Regions from separate parts of the Mus musculus genome. Here region 2 is linked to region 1. Evidence: chromatin loops called from intact Hi-C (ENCODE). Cell type or tissue: heart. All regions are shown on one strand.

Region 1 (8,000 bases):
GTGGAACCAGGTAACATTTTAGCTTGGGGCTTCCAAACATTTCTGCTAAACCAACAACAGGAGAAACAACCATTTTGATATTGTATGTTACTTGTTGATTGTTTTAAGTAACTTTCATACGAATTGAATTCTAATCAAACATCTTCACCTTATTCATTTTCGAAGTCCACCTCCATGTAAACTAATCCTGAAGAACATAAAGGTGTTTATGTTAATGGTCTTACTCTTTGCACCAGAATCCTACTTAAGTAGCACAGACAAACACATTCCACAGGGTGACAGCATATTTTATTAAAAATGTTTGTTCTTGGCTTCCTTTTTGCTCACCCCAAATTCCCTTAGGAATGACACTGTTCTTTCAATTCGAAGTGCAACATGTGAGGGGGTAGGGTGCTTTGTGGTTCTTTTCTAAGTGCTCCTCAGTTGGTACAGTGCCCTTTCCTAGTCAGCCGTCCTAATTTGCTTCTAATCCTACTTAGACAAAACCTGAATGCTATACTTTCCCTTTTCTGAAGTGTGACTTATGACTGAATATATGCTATATATTTATTTAGTTGCTACAAAACGGTACACCTCCTTCATACACTTTATAGTTTTGGTTTAAGTAGCTAGCATGCTGAAGTGGCTAAGGATTAAGAGCCATCTGTTTACCCAAGCACATGGTTTAGTTCCTGTCATTGGAACTTGGGATGTGTGCTATGTGCCCCACACACTTTCACAAGCTCACACAGTATCTGCGTTATCCAGCAGACACAACACTTGAAGTTGTACAATTTCGATGTCCTCATAAAAACAGCTTACACGCTGTTCAGTTAATGAGAAGCACATCAGAGGACAAGAGCTATTGGGTTTTCTTTTGGTTCTGAGATATTTAAAATCACACAAGCATGTGCTATCATGCACATTCACACAGGAGCACACGCGCCAGCACACACACACACACACCTCACACCCTACAACACACAGATGACCAAGTAGTTTTATGATGATAAGCAAATACATAGAAACCCCACACTACTTCTGTCTAGGAGACTCCACTTTAGAAAGTTTCAGTGCTCCGCATGTGTGTAAACAAAGAATACATCACATCATGAACTTAAAAAAATATTATTTCAGACTTTCACTAAATCAGTTTCACATACCTTTCAGTTAGCACTGAACCTGTACAAGGACAGCTATGACACTTGGTAGCAGTGATTAACAGAAGGATTCAAGGGGACAACACTGAATGACCACGTTGTGGGGAGGAAAAGCAGCTAGCTCCCTGTCGAATCTGTTGCCATGATCCGGACACATACTGTGGAGAGCAGAATGGCCTCTGATGGCAAACAAGGGCGTAAATAAAGCCACGCGCAATCCACGACCTGAATTTGTGGTGATATACGGACCCCCCCAATTATGAAGCACAATCAACAGCAATACCTGGCAATTTGCTTCCAAATTAAAGAAAAACCCCCGCTCTCACCTTGCACACACACTTCAGTGGTCAGTGACAGATGCAGGCTGGGAGAGACAGCAGCTGCTCTGCCCTGAGCGGCTTAGTGAACACTGGAGCCGGCTCAGGTCCCACTTCGTTTGCTCAATGCAGTTTCTCCCATGACTCCATCACCCAGGAATGGAAACCACGTCTCTCTCTCTCTCTCTCTCTCTCTCTCTCTCTCTCTCTCTCTCTCTCTCTGCTTCTGTGGAGTCCCCGGCTATTGAGCCAGGTAAAAAAATGCTGAGTTCTGCAAGGTTACTGCAAGGTGAACACAAGCAGAATGGGCGGGGGCAGGGGGAGGAGGGGCTGAGAAGTAAAGACCCTAAACTCCAGACACCTTGCCTTTGAAGGGAGTCTAAGTCCCATAAATCAGAGCTGGGACAATAGGAGGTCAGAGAACAGTGAAGCTGAGATTCTGAAATGGCATCGGGCCAATCAGCCAACTCAGGGGCATGCTTCAAGCAAGGAGCTCTCCCTCCCTCTCTCTGTCTTGCTCTGGCTATGTGTGTCTCTATCTGTCTCTGTCTCTCTGCCCCTCTCTCTCTCTCTCTCTCTCTCTCTCTCTCTCTCTCTCTCTCTCACACACACACACCACTGGCAGGCAGGCATCCGTGTAGTTACACTAATTAACTAGACACCTCTGTTTTTCAAGCTATATGGGCTTTGATGCTATTTTGTAGGTAACAAAGTTTAAGAGAGATCCAATACAATGAAAACACTGGCCAGAATCAAATAATACTTTTAAGAGAGAAAAAAATATTTCTTTTGTTCCATACTAACTCATAGTAAATCTTTATTTGGGGCACACACTGGAATTATGCAACAATCCCCCATGCTAAAGAAATAGCAATGATGTAGGCTTTTACAACGCTGACAGAATCAATTTAAAATTTCTCATAAAAATTCCTACCATGCCTTTTCAAGAGTGGTCTTGACTTACACACATGTTTTAACCCTGGCAGGCGTCATCCAGGCATTTTTTCTGTAACGTGTGCCTGTATGCTACAGAGTGATGCAAATGTCATAGACGATTCCCAATCGGTGGTTTCAGTTTTTAGCTCTCATATATTCATGTTCTTTACAGCGAGGTAGGAGCGAAATTAGGCCTTTTAAATGTCTTCTGAAACTTACTTACAAGGTTTATTTTCCCACAGGCAAACAATTAGTTACTGAGGTGCATCGAATGAATTAGAGGCGAGCCCCACTCCTTAGATGCTTCCCCTATTCTCTGAATTCTGTTTACCTGCTGTGTATGACTCTCTGAGGCATCAGAATCCTGATGACCAAAGCAGGCATTGGCTGTGAGCTTTGTCTACTTCCTGGGCTGGTGAGGATGAGTGGGAACAATGAGTGGGTCAAAATGCTTTGTATACTGTGGAGTCCTGGGGAAAGGGCACTTAACTTCATTTTTTCCTCCCTCCGATTGCCCTGCTGAGTGTTGTGGCCTGTGAACTGATGGCCATTTTCTAGGACTCCATGCACTCTATGGAGAATGATTGCTTCGAGTGGGCTATAAATAGAGTTAAAGGTCTTATTGAACTGCTGTCCCCTTTGTGGCCAGTCTTGGTGGCAGTCACTGCATGGCCAGAGTGAGTTAATTTTGAGCAACATGACCTCCATCTAGGCTCTGAGGGAGGACGAACCAGACCGGTTGAAACTCTGTTTTGCCCATGTGCAAGACAGGTTTCAGGGTTAACCCGGTATCCTGGTGGACTCCTGTTGGTGGGGGCTGGAGAAGATGGTTAATGAAGGGGAAAGGTTGGAGATGGAATGCCAGGTTCACTGTTGAGTTAAGTCAGTAGCACACCCATCTGAGCATTAATGCTAATGTTCTCACAATGACTTGTGCATTATTTAGAAGTTAGGTTGTGGGAGACACAGAGGAGGGAGGCAGGTAAGAAGCAAGAAAAGAAACAATAATAGAACCCCGTCTGTGTCCAAGAAACACATGGGGCTCGGAGGCTTAAGGAAGGAATGCTACCTCCATTAATTCTCATAATAACCCTAGGAGGTAGCTGCTATTATCCCTTTCAGCGATGAGAATTATTAGCCTGCTCACGGTTAACTAGTGATTAGTGGAGTTTAAATTACAGCCAAGTCCTTCATGACCCTGAGTTCCCATAGCCTGGACAAATCAGTTAACTTATAACTTCCTCAGACAGAGAATAAAGTCTGGTTTTTATGTGGTAAGAAGGCAGAAGTGCAACTTAACAAGAAATGGTCTTCATTGTTTTTACAAGGCAAGTCAAACTTACATGGTGTGCAACAATCTTAAGGAAAATACGCTTTGGTATTTTCCAGCAATGAACTAGTTGCAAGATGCAGAAAATGTGATCTGATTTTTAGGTTTATTTTATTTGCAATTATTTATGTGTAGGTGTGCATGTCTATAGGTAGGCCCATGAATACTGAGTGCAGTTCCCACAGAAGCCATAAGAGGGCACCAGATCTCTTGCAGCTGAGGTTGCAGGTGACTGACTGGCCAGGCAAGACTGCTGGGAAACAAACTTTCTACAAAAGCAGAACTTTCTCTAAACGGGTGAGCCATCTCCTTATTCTTTATCCCATGGGTAAGTTTTGATATTGTGTGTCAATATTCTTTCTGTAGTTTGATATTATGTATTCTTTCTGTAGTTTTAGTAGGGTCCTGTCTATCATCAAATTAACGAAACAAGTTAAGTCATGTTCTCTATAATACAATGGAACTCTCCCTTCAAAACACAACAAATGCATTTTCTTTGCTTGAATGTCTTTAAATTATAAGACCTCCAAGAACCCCTTAAAATGAAACAAGCCCATCTCATCTTGACATACTTGACATACATGTAAGGTGACTATTCATTTATGCCAACTGTAGTGTTAAGGTGAATAGAAGAATCAAATTTTCAGCTCTCTTGGGTCCGAGTATGTTAATGAAATGCCAAGTTTGTTCCCACTGACGTTCACTGAGAAGCTGGAGCAGAGGTCTGAAGTGCAGCCCTTCGTGGGTTGTTCACGTGACTGGCTCAGGGCCAGGGCCAGCTAACGCATGCTCTGTAGTATCTCCCACCAAGCAGCCCCTGCTCCCGACCGGCCCCCAGGCTGCAGGTTGTTTCCACCTTTCATCCGATTTCACACATGTTACAATCTTCTCTGAGGTTGCCTGGTGATACAATGTCTCTGATTTAAAACAAACAACCAAACAAAAAACCCATCTGTAAATAATAGAGCCCAACAGCTTTCATGAAATCAGGCCTCTCAGCCGCCCCCACGTTAACCGAGAAGGCCTTACACTGGAATATCTTGCAAATGCAATCATTATGTTGTTTCAGACACTACAGACAGCAACCACCCTCATCCTCCTTGGTCATTGGCTAAGAACGAAATGATACAATAATGCAAATAAATGTCAAATAGATCACTTGTAGAGGAAAAGAGCAAGCATACAGTTTTTCATTTAAGTTTTTTTCAACTTAAGTTCTGCATTATGGAACAACCCAATGCCCTGTGCCAGGTGCTGGCCTGTGATGCCAGCTTTGGAAGGCAGAGGCAACAGGACCAGGCATTTAAGGGCTTTCTTGGCTACATTCTGAGTTCAAAACCAGCCTGGCTAAAGAAGAACCTGTCTCAAAAAATAAAACCAAACAAACAACCAAGCAAACAAGACAACAACAAAATTACCTGTGACATCTTAACTACCCAGTTAGTAATATCAGTAAAGAACTCTCCCTCTCTGGGCTTTCTGGCATTGCTACCGAACCTAAAATATTCACTTTAGATCTTACTGTGGAGATAGCAGATTTCACTTAAGGGCTGGATTTCTATGTTAATGTGCTGTGAAGCCTATCTTGACATATACAACATACATCAAATGGGAGGAAAAAACCCCTATTTTCTCTACTTCTCTCTAAAATCATTTCCTTCCAAATAAAGAAGGATAAAAAACCTACAGACAGGTTTTTTTTTAATCTAGTTAAATAATCATTTAAATAAAATCCACTGACACAAGTTTTAATTGTTTGCTTTAGAAAATTTAAAATGAATGGTAGGACACTTTGTTTAAACAATTATACTGCTCTGTTTGATACTTTGTTTTACAGACTAGTAACTGCCTAAATGAATTATCATAGCCCAAACCAACAACACTAGCAATAAAGCAACCTCAAAGTCCACGATCACATCCTCTGTGTCTTACTCTTAGAACCGTTACTATTCTCTCTTGTATGAGAGATGCTGATTTTGGAATCACAGGTTGAAAAGCAGCACGAAGGAAACATCAAAAGCCTAAAGGAGAAGGCAGTGGGAGGCCGGGCAGGGAGGGAGATGCACAGCTAACATTGCCTTGTTCTCCTGTGGCCCCTGCCTCACTTTCTCTTTGTGGGAATGTTGCAGCTTCACATGAGCCTTCCAGGGGCTCCAGCCTGAAGTCCTCCATGGCTTCCCACTTGGATAAAGTTGGCCCATGGCTCAGCAAACACTGCAGTTTGGGAAAATCATAAACTGAAAATCCCTGACACATTCAACCTGCTGAGCATCCCAGCTCAGCATCCTGTAGGACATCTGCTCTTCATCCTCTGTGGTCTGTGACTGACCGTGAGATGTGACTCTATGGCTGCCAAACATTGTTAGAGAAGATTGTACTCTGTAGATCTGGTCTTGGAAAGAAAGTGCAAGCCATACTTCAAAGTATGGCTTCTGGGGAACACATAGCTCTGCTGTAACATGATATAATTTAAAAGAAAAGTCTAGAAGTCAAAATGTCCTAAGACAGGGACTACCTATCAAGTGTTTTTAAAATGTTTAAGACTTTAAAATATTTTTATGTTTGTAGACATCATTTCCTGTTTCTCCTTAGTGGTAACTTTTTTCTAGGTGGATAATGTCTATCTCAGTATCTTTTTCTGTCGGAAGAGTAAAGAATCAATGCTACTCTGTTGTTACTGTGGCTTTCCCAGAAGCCACTTTTGACTTGTTTGTAGTTTTGTTCCTGCTTTACAGATCTTTTTGATGTAACCTGGAACAAGAGGGCAGAGAATTTGGGATGGCATACATTTTAGAAAAACAGAAACATTGAAAGATATGAAAAAAAATGGTAGAAAAAGTAGTGAGAAGTGTCAAGGGAAGGAACTTAACTCCTGGCAACTCACAGGCATCCTGAACTCACAGGCATCCTGAACTCACTCACAGGCATCCTGAACTCACAGGCATCCTGAACTCACAGGCATCCTGAACTCACAGGCATCCTGAACTCACAGGCATCCTACTGATCAGGATGGCGGGACATATCTGAAATCTCATAAAAACAAAGCATTACAGTGTAATCCCCCCATTACTTCCACTTACACACACAGGCTATGCCACAACAGGCCATTCTCTCAGAACCCAGGAGACTTGCCCTGGGTGATCGCAGGCCGGCTGCTCTTCCGACTGTGCTGTATCCAGGGCTCTACAAGGAAGCTCATGTGCACAGGGACACAACTCCTGCTCTTTAGCAAGTGGAACCTTGAGGGTCCCTCTCCTAGAGCACAGTGTCCAGTTCTCAATATGCAGGTGTAATCGAGGCTGATTCTTGTCTTTACATTGTAAATTGTACTGTATGTATAGTATGTGTACTATCATGTGTGTTGCATATTTCATGATGTAATAGTGTATCTCTACATATCGTATTAAAACAGTGACTACATTATGATTGGAATTTTGTAATCAATATCTAACAATATAGAAAAATCTAAAATGTTTAACATTTGTTGAAAGCATTTATCTCTAAGAAATGAGACTACGGAAATTTTTTTTGCCATTTGTTTATTTGCCTTTGTAAATGTTCTGCAATGACTTCAATATAGTAAAACATACAAATATCTCTCTCTCTCTCTCTCTCTCTCACACACACACACACACACACACACACACACAAGCACGTGTGTGCGCAGGCACGCACCCATGCACCCACACATGTATGCACATGCAGTGCAGATTTTTAAATGTCTTTCGGCAAAGCAACTGTGTCATGTTTATACTCTGTGGAGTTGGACGAGGTTGGTCTTGAGCACATAACTGCCGTGACGTGTAACACCTGCATCAGATTATCCATGAATATTATTAACAAAATTCTGCACATTGCAGGATTCTAAGAAAGATACAGAACTGCTTGAAGTTCAGTGATTTATTATTTATTTTTTTGTGCATACAAAATGGCACTGGAAACTGAGAGTGTATCTGTACGTGTGTGTCTGCAAACTCCAATCTAGAGAGGATGGATACGGCACAACTGTAAAACATAGTCACTGTATTAAAGTAACTGTCCTTCACTAGAAGGGGAATAGTTATCGGGAGCCCCAACAAGTCTACTATTATCTAAAAGGTACTGCTGTTCTAGAACATTCCAGAAAGACCTGCAAAATGGCAACACAGATTTGCTTGAGGCGTGCAGGCCTGTGGGGAGGTGGCATGGCTGAGTCTACTTCTGATTGATCTGTTGTTTGTGCTTTACAGATTGTTTTTGATGTAACCATTACACATCATGAGCAAACACCAGCCTGTT
Region 2 (8,000 bases), 110 kb before region 1:
CCTATTATAGTCTATTAAAGTCTAAGTTCAAATGTTATGGGAACTAACACGTCAATTCTATTGGGGAAAAACTGCAAGCACATATATCTCACTTTATTATGTATTAAAGAATAAATAGCATAAAATAACTCATTCTTGGGGCAATTTTAGTAGGAAAACTGCTCTGTTTTGAGCATCCACATTGGGTGACTCACAATTTTTCCAGCCCCAGGCTATCCACTGTCTTCTGGTTTCTGCTATTATCTGGCACACATATACATAGAGGGCATTCACGTGTACACAAAATAATTTAGAAAAACAAAGCTTAAAAAAAATCCACTAAGTGTTTGAGGAGAAGAATTTTTATTCTGTAGAGGCTTGTGGTAGACTCACACAAGCCTCTATTTTCCCCTTTTCCTTGAGGAGGACGTAGACCTTCTTTTGCCTAACACAATACCTGGAATGTATTTGAAATTCTTGGATGAAAGTCTTCCTTGCTTTTACACATGTTGGTTAAAACATCCTCTGCATTTGGAGGTGTGAAGTTGACGGTCTTACCTATTTCTGAACACAGCAATCTCTACAAAGGGGTGTGATGGAGGTTTGGAAAGTCCTACTTACTTAAGTCTTCTGTGAATGCCACAGTGCCCAGGATTCTAAACCTCAGAGTGGCTGTGAGGAGTAGCTGGTTTCCAGTGCTTTTTACTCCCAAAAAGGTAGAGAAATTGCACGAAGGTGTAGAAGAAAATAGTCCATGACAGAATCCACATTCCCAAGCTGGATTCCTCAGCCCACATGTGGCTCTTTTAGGAATGTTCCCTGAACAACTTTGATAAAAGTTTGACTGCTTAGAGCAATATATTTTTAATGTGTGGAAACAAGGGGCATTTTAAAGTCACAAAATCAGGCATTCTTAGTGCTTAGGAACTCTGAGATAACCTTGTCAAACTTGCTAATTTTCTGTGAGACCAACGTAGCTTAGGTTGTGTTGTTCATTGCCACCTGTAAATTATCATCAAGCTGAATATAATGCTGTCTGTCTTGGCATTGAGTTTAGGAAAATTCTTACCTGCAAATGTACTTCAGAAGGTTGTAGTTAACCACAGGCAAACTCTTCACTTGTTTCATTAGCTCCTTAACACCCTGAGCACAAACAAGAAGAGACAAACACATGTTATGTTTCGTGTGTTAGTCTTGGAATTAGAGTGAGTCAGAAATAGCCACATGGGCTCTGCTGCTGCTGCAGTTATTTTAATATACTGTACAGTATATTACTTAATATATTGAATCAGTGAACGATCCTGCCCTGCAAATGTTCTACTATCACAACCAGCAGTTTGGACACATTTCCAAAGATGCACCGATACTTTAAGTAGTTCTATAAGTCCAGTCACATATCCCATGATGACATTTCAGTGAAAGACAGTGGCCCAATAGACCATATCATTCAGAGATGCCATGTGGTCACTGTACAATAAACCGGCTGCCTAGAGACACAGTCCTCAGAGCTCTTGTGCAATCTGAAGCTACTATTTTGGAAGCAGTTTTTAAAGTGAAGCTATTTGAACTTTAAAAACTTGGTTTTCGGTTGACTTGAAAACAGACAATAGCTTCATTTGCAATTAAGTTATCTTCAAAAAAACAAACAAACAAAAACAAAAAACCAACACCCCCCCCAAAAAAAAACCAGCATTGATGTAGTGACCATCCTTCACAATTGAACATGCTCAGATCTAGAGAGATATATGCCTGCTGGCAAATACCTCTGCACTGACTTGTCTACATTAGATCATTCAGGAAGAGAAAAATTGGGAGGGCTGATTCGAGAAATTTCACAAAGAATAATTTCTTTGGTTTTGATGATTGTAAAGTGTACTCTAACATATAAAGGACATGGAAAAGTCAGTTGATAAAGGGGTCTGACTTATCCTTCCTTTACATGGTAAGGTATATTTTAGGTTTCACTAGAGAGATGGTCTATGTCACAGCTACACAAGTATTCTCTTGTAGTACAAAGGAGGTTACACTTTGAAAGCACACACTTTCCAACAAACATGGCGGAGATGATTGGATGTCTGTGTGCAGAAGGATGAGGTGGCCCTTCCTCGTGTCATAGGCAAGAACGGACTCCTAACAGCTTGCAGATCTCAACCTGAGCACTGAAGCAAAGCCTTGGGACTAAATGTAGAGCAAATCTGTATGCTCTTCCGGAAACAGACGCTTCTGCAATGGCAGAGGAAGGAAAACGGGTCAGTGAGATTCCACTGAAACGCTACAACAATTGCGGAAGCAATTTTTTTCTTTTTTGATAAAATAGGCATCTGGAAAGTGAAGAGGTAACATATGGAATGGAAGAAACCATTTGCAAATGATTTGTGCCTAAACTGTACTTACAACTCACTAATAATAATAAGACAATTATAGTTGCCTTCCAGACCTGAAGATTCAACCAGCTATAGATTAAAACTACTACAAAAAGCTAGCTACTTCTGTATTGAACATTTCCTAACAGCCCTCAAATTACTATTTGTAAGCCCCTGTGTTGTACTAGTTTCTCTAGAGCTGACCTAAAATATACATTATACATGGGTTATGCAAGTAACACAAAATTTTATGTAAAAGATACAAAACCCACAGGCTTAGCTCTCCTCAGGGACCCCTGGAACCAAGGCCTTTAGGGATTAGGATGTCTGGAATGCAAGTAAAATGTAGTGTGATGTGACTAGATAGTTCTCCAGAGAAAACACAAAAATCATGAAGCAGCAGATAAGAAGATAGTCAGGTGGCCTCTCCTGTGGGAGAGCCTGTGGTACATGAATGTGGTATGTGAAGCTGGGAACAGCACTATCTGCTGGTAAGATTTGAACATCACGTGGGCTCCTAATACAGAGGTTAGTAGCCCAGCCATTCTACCTACCAGATAAGTAAACAAGATCCCTGTAAAATATGTCTAGGCAAACTCGGTGGGTACATGGATATTCATAGGAGCATCATTCGACAGCCAGATAACGGAAGTAAATGATTCTCCCTTGCCTGGTGGATGGATGAAGATGGAATATAATTTGGAATTATAGGAAACAAAATACTGATATATGCTGTGCATAAATGAACTAAGGAGCAGATAGAAGATGGAATCACAAAACAAAGACTACACTGAACACTGAAATGGAAGTGTCTAGAATGGGTAAGTCTATGAGGTAAGAAAATAGATCAGAAGTTTTAAGTGCCAGGAGGAGAAATGGAAGATAATAAGGATGAGGTTTGTTACAGGATAATAAAGATGTAAGTACTCTAATCTTAGATTTTGGTCATTGCTTGCACAACTCAGAGAATATACTCAAAGATACTGCAATATGTACTTTTAACAGTTATATCTCAATTTCTCAAAAAAAAAAAAAGTGTTTTAGCAAAACAAGCAGAGGTACCAGTTGGTACACAGGCCATCTTTTGTGTCATTTATGGGAAGATGGGGTACCTAGGAAACAGGCATCAGCCCTTCCTGGATTAGAAGGCCTGAGACAACAGTGCCATCAGCCATTGGGGAATGGAGAGTGTATTCGTTCAACTCTATCTTCATCTTTAATTGGAAAGAGTCAAATTCAGGAGTGTGGCTGTACATGAAGATCCGATGCGATGTCAACACATAGCACAAGTTAAAACAATTTGAGGATGGGGAAGGGAAGCTTTCAAACTGCAGACAATAAGCCACACCCACAGCCCCAGTCACGTGTTTCCGCAGGCGCGGTATCGACTTACTGCTTCTTCCTCCTTACTGAGCAGCGTGGCGCAGGACAAAAAGTCTTCATACTTTGCATAAGGAACGACGGGCTCTGGAAGTTCTCGGAGATACAATTTCAGCAGGGATGCCACAGTGTGGACGTCGGTGTTGCTGCAGGGACAGAAGTTCGGAGACATTCTTTGGGCATGAGTTTTCATGATGCTATTTATCTTTTCACCATATGTCTACCTAAGAGAATTGCGACAAAGCTGGCAATTGAGTCAGCTGATCGAGTTTTCAGGAAGCACACACTTCTAAGATGCCCAGTAGATGCTACCACAGGACTCAGGAGAGGGACACGGAAGGACGCCAAGCCTTCAGTTTGGCTTGAAAACATTTAAAAGGTCAGGCATTTTTCTAACTTGTGTCGCTGACAAGAAAAAAAAAATGCACCAGTTATGGAAAACAGTAAGAATACATCAGATTGTGAATCCTTACTGCCTGTCTACTCCTATTGTGTTTTATATCAAAGACTTTGGGGCTTAAGAAAGAGGCTTTATTCTAGCCTTCTCGTCATATGCAGATACACAGCAGATACTGCAACCAGAGTGGCCATGATAATAAAAATTGATGACAAACACAGGTAGGTAAGGATGCTGGGAGAGGACCCACTTACTCACTGCTAGCGGGAGTGCAAACTGGTACAGACACTACAGAAATCAGTGTGGAGGATCTTAACAGAACTAGAAAGAGGTTTACCATGTGATCCAGCGATACCGCACTAGGGGATATACCCAGAGGACTCTATATCACACTACAGAGAGAGTTGCTCAGCCAAGTTCTTGCTGTTCTACTCACAATACCCAGGGAATGGAAACAGCCTAGATGTTCAGCTTAGGAATAGATGAGGAAGATGAGCTATATTTACACAATTGGATAGTTTTCCGCTGTTAAGAAACATGCAGTTATGAAGGACGCAAGTAAATAGGTGGAGCTGGAAGCATTGAGAACGTTTGAACAGTAGATGGCGCAAGCACAAAGTAAGATGCAGGAGATGGCCTGTAAATGATTAGAAGCTGCAGGATGGTTCTACTAGCAGATTGTACAGTTCCTGAGTTGTGAACACCCCAGGGAGTAGACATATTTGAGCTGCGAGTAAGGAGGCTGGAGTGGAGCGGGACCAATATTTGATGCCTTCTTTGAGTGAGACTACAGATAACCATCTGGTATGATGACACATATGCACGGCACTTGTTATACAGGAATGATTAAGACAAAAATGGCCAGGTAAATTTGCTCTTCATTCAGTCGGTGACAGGTTGTTAAACCTTTGTTTAAAGCCTAAACCTTAAAGTACAAAACTGTTGTGTGGCCTTCTTAGACCCCAGACACTTTGTAGAGTCAGGGGCTTCTGCATCTTTTGAGCATCCTTGGTTTGGACTTCTCCTTTGCCACAAAATAGGAGAACACAGTCTCATGTGGACAGGTTCCAGAGTGCTTTTCTCTGATTTAACTCAGGAAGCTCTCAGTTACTCTGCCACCGCTACCTGGCTACCTACAGCAGCGGGAGGCTGGGGCTTCTCTGAATACTGTCTTTAAAAAAAAAATCCGGGGGCTGGAGAGATGGCTCAGCGGTTAAGATCACTGGCTGCTCTTCCGAAGGTCCTGAGTTCAAATCCCAGCAACCACATGGTGGCTCACAATCATCCGTAATGAGATCGGATGCCCTCATCTGGTGCATCTAAAGACAGCTACAGTGTACTTAGATATAATAATAAATAAATCTTAAAAAAAAATCCTCTGTACCTCAGTAGTGTACTGACTCTCCAGCCTCAACTCTCTCAATGAAAAAAGTCTCCTGCTGCTCCTAACATTTACTTTAATATGTGCAACCAATTATATATCAATGTCCTGTGCCAACTCTGCAGCATACCTGGATGTACATCTCAGTGCTCCCCAAAGTGAAGTGAGAGGACTTGTCATACAAAATCTATAACAAGAGACTAAACCTCCCCCGCTTAAATGACAACAGGGACATCTGTACACACCCCACCTTCACTGCAGGGCAGCGAGGAGGTTCTGTGACAATATGGTTCCTGAAGTCCCCTGCACAGTCAGAAATTCTTCCTAGTTACTGGCTCCAAGCTAAGCTACCTCAGAGTCAAACTGTTCGGTGGGAGCATCAAATCGTTTGCCAATGTGTCATTATACAAGCTCAGGTTTCTCAGTGGTAGAATCCATGCGGGAATTAAAATAATTAGTCATATCCAATATCTCCAGGGAAAGCAGGAAAGCAGACAGAGATGGTTCAAAGACCCTGGTGGAAGAGCTGTGGGAACAGGGGAAGGTGTGGACAGTCTCCATGGCTGACCGGTACACCTGTCTCATATCCACAGTCCTATGTGGAGAAGCTGTGGACAGTCTCCATGGCTGACCGGTACACCTGTCTCATATCCACAGTCCTACGTGGAGAAGCTGTGGACAGTCTCCATGGCTGACCGGTACACCTGTCTCATATCCACAGTCCTACGTGGAGAAGCTGTGGACAGTCTCCATGGCTGACCGGTACACCTGTCTCATATCCACAGTCCTACGTGGGTTTCGCTTCGCAGTCTGATCTTACTGCATGAAGTACTTCAAGAGCTCACTCGCTCAGGCTTTCTGTGACTGGACTTTCATAGATTCTTGTGGGTCACCCTTCATTAATCATGGGGTCACTTGCTCACTGAATGGTTCCTGAACGTGTGGTGTTCACTGCCTCACGCTGTGGTCTAGAAGGAACAGAGATCAGTAGCACAGACCCTTTTGTCCCCTGTGGGCTTCTGTCCCCAAGTGGACATCACCAACACTTCTGACCAAGCCTCCTCATGTTCTGCCTCAGAACGTTCTCTGTGCATTCTAGCTGACATGGCAGGTGTGTGATTTTAAGGGTGCTCTCTAGACTTCCTGGAGGACGTCTTGCCCTGTTTATATTCTGTGCACAATATAAAACAGTTAGTCATAGAAACCGAGATACAACAGGAATCCTTCTTGCTCAGCCTCTAACCCTGGTCTTTCTTTCCTAAGAAATCTGCATCTGCATGCAACAGCACACACACACACACACACACACACACACACACACACACATTCATATATTCAAATGCCACCATAATTACAAGTTAAATCCTACACAGACAAAAATCTTGTAAGGTTTAAGCCTCAGAATTAGACAAGAGAATGTCTTCAGTCTGGATACTATGTGCAGAATGCAGTATAATCAATCCCTTTTTTAACCCAACATGATGAGTTCCCAAGGTAGCTGCACAGGATGATATTCCAGGTATTGAGAGCTCATCTGCAAGAAGCACAACAGAAGGACCTAAAATACCCTCGAAATTAAGAAATAATAATGTCATGTCCAACAGACCCCGAGAAGACCCAAACGAGACTGAAGACATCCAGCAGCGACACACACAGCCAGTGTCTTTATCTAGACTGTCACATTGTAGAAGTGCTTTGTTCTGCCCCAGTTCAGAGAGACACAGGGAAACCAGTCCTAGAAAATGGGCTGCTTCAAACCAAGCCAAGCATCTATTTGTAAAAGTTTGCCATTTTTCACAAGTATTTTTTATTACATGTCAAAACTGGTGGCTGTCTTTGACAGTGAAACCCAAATCTAGTCACATCGCTTATTGCAAAGCCACACAAGTGTCACCATGAATTCTACACAGAAATTAAAGGAGTCTTTCCCCTGCAGGCAAAGTCCAGACTAGACTGAGTATAACTTGTTCTGATTCAGTTCTGCTGGCTCACTGGTTGTGAGGCAGAGAACTACATCATGACCTGAACAATCCTCTCCCGACAGCCAGACATGGGATGTCGTGGTGCCTAGCATGAAGGTATTTGTAGGTGGGGCTGTGGAGATGTCTTTAGGGGTAGGTGAAAAGTCACCACAAGGGTGGGTCTTTCATCTGTCAGGATGGTGGGTCAGGAGCTAGTCACCTTCCTCCACAGTGCATGTGCTGAGGGAGAACTGTACAATGGAACAGAAAGAAGACTTCACCTGCAAACTGGGGAGAGGGCTACCCCTCAAGGTCAACTGTGCCCCACCACTGACCTTGGACTTCCACACCCAGACTGGGAAAATAAATGTGTGCGTGCACAGCTACCGTTTAAGCATACGAGTGTGCGTGCACAGCTAATTGCCACACTGCTTCCTTCTCTCCGTGTCTAAAATTACATGCATAAGCTTGTGCATCATAGATTTCTTCCTTGTTATGTAAACCACATTAAAAAATTGATAACCTCTTACACAGTTATT

What was found. A loop is a pair of places that touch in the nucleus more often than their neighbours do. Peaks named below come from ENCODE experiments on the same cell type or tissue, not always from the same donor. Only the 100,000 strongest peaks of a DNase experiment are listed, where the experiment ranks them.
Region 2: it touches region 1 in a loop (3-fold over the local background); 8 of 42 quality-filtered maps call a loop at or near these places.

The regions. Positions count from the first base shown.
Region 1 is chr5:102,762,427-102,770,426 of GRCm38, reverse strand. All of the region lies in intron 3 of Arhgap24 (Rho GTPase activating protein 24), which reads right to left. Among named protein-coding and RNA genes, the nearest start is that of Gm30396, 140 kb to the right of the region's middle. In heart, a CTCF peak has its summit at 3,905 (motif pointing right); no DNase peak of the experiment used is centred here; H3K4me3 peaks cover 766 bases; H3K27ac peaks cover 1,426 bases.
Region 2 is chr5:102,871,563-102,879,562 of GRCm38, reverse strand. It overlaps Arhgap24 (Rho GTPase activating protein 24), which reads right to left. Exons shown (of 10, transcript NM_029270.2): 6 at 3,736-3,868; 7 at 1,049-1,122. Among named protein-coding and RNA genes, the nearest start is that of Gm30396, 240 kb to the right of the region's middle. In heart, a CTCF peak has its summit at 4,710 (motif pointing right); no DNase peak of the experiment used is centred here.